2 separate regions of the Homo sapiens genome follow, and region 2 is linked to region 1. The links are chromatin loops, found by intact Hi-C in ENCODE. Cell type or tissue: CD14-positive monocyte. All regions are shown on one strand.

The links. Peaks named below come from ENCODE experiments on the same cell type or tissue, not always from the same donor. Only the 100,000 strongest peaks of a DNase experiment are listed, where the experiment ranks them.
Region 2: a loop joins it to region 1, with 1.8 times the contacts of the local background. A loop is called at or near these places in 2 of 110 quality-filtered maps.

What each region holds. Positions count from the first base shown.
Region 1 is chr7:127,818,971-127,821,470 of GRCh38, forward strand. The region is part of intron 11 of SND1 (staphylococcal nuclease and tudor domain containing 1); the gene reads left to right. Among named protein-coding and RNA genes, the nearest start is that of SND1, 170 kb to the left of the region's middle. In CD14-positive monocyte, no CTCF peak of the experiment used is centred here; a DNase peak (open chromatin) is centred at 1,551; H3K4me3 peaks cover 859 bases; H3K27ac peaks cover 2,474 bases.
Region 2 is chr7:127,869,355-127,871,854 of GRCh38, forward strand. All of the region lies in intron 12 of SND1 (staphylococcal nuclease and tudor domain containing 1), which reads left to right. Among named protein-coding and RNA genes, the nearest start is that of SND1-IT1, 130 kb to the right of the region's middle. RefSeq lists a silencer at 1,291-1,410. In CD14-positive monocyte, no CTCF peak of the experiment used is centred here; a DNase peak (open chromatin) is centred at 1,347; H3K27ac peaks cover 2,258 bases.

The sequences.
Region 1 (2,500 bases):
CTCTCAACATTTGAGTGAGAAAATCATAATTTGATGGTCTCTGCATTTATGACACCTCCATTTCTTCATTTATAAAATGGACATCATGTTTGACACCTCTAATTCCTTGTGTTTGTAATAGTATAGGGAGAGAATGTAAGCAAACAGTCACATTAGGAGTAAATTTGAGCAGGGCAAAATGGAAGGAACTGTTTTATTTCTTCAGGGTGGAACTATAGAAGTTAGTACTTCAAATGCAGACCTGCAGCCTTGTCCAAAATTTGTCAGGCTACATAAAAATGAAGAGATGAGACATTTCAGTGACCTCAGAGTCAGGAAGATATGCAGTTGAAGATTGTGTATCATCACATTCTTACACTTGGGATGAATTCATTTCTTTCATTGTTCCTCATTTTCTTAATTTGGAATATCCAAAGGATACTTTTTTCTACCCTCTAAAAAGATGATCTTACTAAGGTATCCAGAAAGACTCAATTTGTCTTCCTGGTATTTCTAATCAGATTCTGACTTAACAACATTTACTTTTAAAAATGTAGTTTTCCTAGTATTGACTCTGAGGAGGGCCACCATAAAGAGGCAGGTGGCCCCACCTTGTAGGATGGGCTGGAGGTAGAAAAATTCAGGAGTCTGGAGTCCTGGCCTGAAGTGCATCTAGTCTTTGTTCACCTCACCCGCTTTCTATTTTGGCCCTTAGTTAACCCCTCTCTAAAAACAGAAGGAACCAGCAGGCCACCTCTGAAGATCATTTCATAAACCCGTTTGAAGATTTGTTGCCCGGTTTTGCATTGATTGGACTACTTTTAGGGTTCCAAAAGTTTAATCTTTTTGTCATCAAAGATTGTTTTATTTTAAATATCAGTGAATTTGATGAATACTGATGTGATGGCTATGTGTCACACACAAACCCCTGAGTCCTGTGGCCACTGGGTGATTCTTTGAACTTACTGTGAACACTGATTGTTAAAGGCCTGTTTGCTGAGAATGCTATAATGTAAATCTCTACTGTTTCTGTGCAGTGACTTTAATTATCTTAATCACCCATTATGCCCGCCTTCTCCCAACCCCTACAAGCTAGGAGATTGAATTCATTCTTTCTCCACCTCTGCTTATGTTACCAGGTTAGGGTCAAAGCAGATCTTTTTATCTGAAATGTTTAAGTGGTTAGGCTGGGGTTACAATTCAGTTAGTTACTGGGGAAAGGAATTGTTTCCTCTTTTTCTAAGATGTGTGGTTCCCAATGGTTTTCTCTCATTTGAGGGCTGGTGGTGGTTTCCTTCTGTCATTTGTCAGTTCACTACATTTTGAAATAATGGCTTTAGGAATCCAGTGCCATCAGAATGATTGACTTCTTGACATTAGCCAGGTGCTTTTTCACATTTTTCCCTAGTTTCTCCTATTGCTAGTGGTGGAGTTTGCTTGCTGTCGGCAGTTTGGAAGCAAAGCAGCATGTAGTTTGAACTCCACAGCATGGGAGAGTTTTTGAAGATCAAAGACAAAGATGAGTCATGTTGCTGTTCTTCGGTATTTCTGCTTTGGTGTAGTTAATCACAGCTTTCCAAGGGGCAAATGGTAATAAGATCACTAAGTCTAGATAGATTTATGATGTCTCAACATTCAGAGACTGAAAGTAGAATTGATAGTCTTTTTTACGTCACAGACACAAACTTCCCCTTCCTTTCTTTCTCTCTAACCTCATTTTCTTTTGTCCCTCTCTATCTTTCCTTTTTCCCCCTTTCCTTCTGCCTTCCATTTTCCTTCCTCCTCCTCAAAGTTTCTTAGACCTCCAACATGAAATTGTCAAAATGCTAAGCTTGTAGTAGCACTCACTTTCCAATGTGTATGCTCCATCTGCCTTTATGTCTGACTTGGCTGTTGTAGTGGATCCCTGGGACCTTTCTGACCTTAGCAAGGAAAAAGTGATTTGCTAAATGCCATTTTTTCTTGTTTCTGTTCTTCTTCCAGCAGCATGAAGCTTGGTTGAGTACCAGAGTTGACAGAGTATTAGCTTTTCTCTGAGCCAGGTCTGCTTAAGTTTTTGCTTGATGGTTCCAGTTTATTGTTGGCCTTGGATCCTCCCGAATGAACACTCAGAATGTTCTCAGCGAGATGATATTGTGTAGTACATTTAGAACTCTCTGCCTTCTTTAACTGTCATTTTCCATTGTTTTTGGAAAAGAGAAAACATGGACAAGGAAAATGTTGTGCCAGTCATTCCTCTTAGTCCAGGTTTCCCTTCCTGAGGAATTCTAGTTGATGGGCCAGTGTATGTGTGTCCTTGCTGGGTGCTCTAATGATGCAGTAGCCTGATGCTGCCCCAGGCACAAGTAGCATGCGGGGTGCTTGGCCATTGTTTCAGTTAGCAAAAAAATACCTGTTTGGATAACACTGACCTGCTTCAGAGTATGTTGTTTTCCTTGGATGACCCAGCTTTCTGTAATTCACCTTTGGATTGGATTGTTTTTTCCTGGACTCCATGTCATCATCTCTGCTCTCCAACTGT
Region 2 (2,500 bases), 50 kb after region 1:
GTACATGGCCTTTGCTTTGAGTGAGACAGGAGCCACTACAGAGTTTGGAGTAGAGGGATGGTGACAAGTTTTGTCTACTTTGACCTTCAGAGATTTATTCTGGTTGAGAACTATTCTGATTATTCTAGGTGAGAATGGAGTTTAGAGTCATTAATGCTTTTCTTGTCTCCTTTCAGTAAGTTAAAATCCCATTGACTTTTTTTTAAAAATAATTGTAGATTCACTGAAGTGGCAAGGGTAGTAGAGAGAGGGCCATCCCATGTACCTTTCACCCAGTTTCCACCAGTGGTTAGATCTCATATAATTATAGTACAATATCAAAACCAGGAAGTTTACATTGATACAGTGTCTTTGTATAGTTCTATGCCATTTTATCAACTGTCGATTCACATACATCACAATGAAGGTAGAAAATTATTCAGTCATCACAAAGGTCTCCCTAGTGCCACCCCTTCTACCCCTTTCCCTTCCCATCATCCCTCTGACAACTGTTTTCCATCTCCATAGTTTTGTCATTTCATGAACATTACATAAATGGAATCATAATATGTGATTCTGTGAGATGGGCTTTTTAAATTTAGCATAATGCCCTTGAGATCCATGTAAGTCACTCCTTATATAGTTTGTTCTGGTTGACTTCTAATCTGTGTGTGAATGTAGGAGACAGGCTGTCATGGTGGAAGGATGCCTGTTTTATGACTTGAGACCTGAGTTCTAGCCCAGGTCCATCACTAAATACTACTTACTATCTCTGGGTCTCAGTTTAGCCACCTATAAAATGAAGAAGAAATTACAGTCAAGATTCTTTCAGTAATAATTTTTTGGTGAGAGGACTGTAGTAGTCACCAACTCCATCTGCCTTTTTAATACTTACTGTGCAGTAATCTCCTATGGTCCTTAGTATATTGTCAAGCTCATTCTGACCACTCAAGAAACAGCTCATAGTGGTTTTATTGACATATTGCTGCTACTTGTCTTTTTCGAGTATAAGCTTGATAATAGGCCCCTATACTACTTAACAAGCTACAGCCATGCATTACTTAACAATTGGGATACCTTCTGAGAAATGTGTCCTTAGGCAATTTGGTCATCGTTGGAACATCATGCAGTGTACTCACAGGAACCCTGATAGTATAGCCTACTACACACAGAGGCTGTATGGTATAGCCTGTTGTTCCTATACTAAAAACTGTACATCATGTTGCTGTACTGAATACTATAGGCAGTTATATAACACAATGGTAAGTATTTGTGTATGTAAACATCTAAACATAGAAAAGGTACAGTAAAATTAGAGTATAAAAGGTACTTACCGTGAATGGAGCTGGCAGGACCGGAAGTTGCTTTGGGTGAATCATTGATGAAATAGGAAGTGAATGTGAAAGCCTAGGATGTTACTGTACGCTACTGTAGACTTTATAAACTGTACGCTTAGGCTACATTAAATTGATTTCAAAAAGTTTTCATTTTCAATAATAAATTAACCTTAGATTACTGTAACTTTTATAATGCTTAATTTTTTTAAAAGAAACTTTGACTCCTTTGTAATAACACTTAGCTTAAAACAAACATTGCACAGCTACAAAAATATTTTTTATATCATTATTCTGTAAACTTTTTTCTATTTTTAAAATTTATTTATTTATTTTACTTTTTAAAACTCGTTTGTTGAAAAGTAAGACACAAACATACACATTAGCCTAGACCTACACAGTCAGGATAATCCTTATCACTGTCTTCCACCTCTATATCTTGTCCCACTGGAAGGTTTTCAGGGGGCAATAATGTAAATGGAGCTGTCATCTCCTATGATAACAATACCTTCTTCTGGATACCCCCTGAAGGATCTACCTGAGGCTGTTTTACAGTTAATTTCTTTAAGTGGAAGGCATGCACTCTAAAATAACAATAATAAGTATGATAGTAAATACATGCACCATTAACATAGTCATTTATTATTGTTATCCATTACCATTACTGCCTGTACATAATTGTATGTGCTATACATTTATAGGATTCACAGTGCGGTAGGTTTATTTTTACCAGCATCACCACAAACTTGTGAGTAATGCATTGTGCTGCAGGCTATGACTACGCAGTCTCTAGGCCATAGCAGATTTTTTTAGCTCCATTATAATCTTATGGGATCCACCTGCGTATATGTGCTCCATCATTGACCAAAACATCATTATGTAGTGCATGACTGTATGTAAATGTGAAGATGAGTGTTTGGTTTTTCATTATTTTCAGTGATAAGTTGCAGAAAACTGTATCTTATCACTGAAAATAATGAAATTTCTCCTGCTGCCATAGCGCTCCAAACTAGAAATGTGTAAGGTATGCTTAATGCTCATTGAAATGATAAACAATCTTGTTGGCCTCAAACATTATCATCAAGTGTCATTATAAAGATATGGATAGAAGTGTGAATCTACATTGAACATGCACTACGTGACTATTAATAAGTAGATCCTAGTTCATGTTAAAAATTATAGGCTGG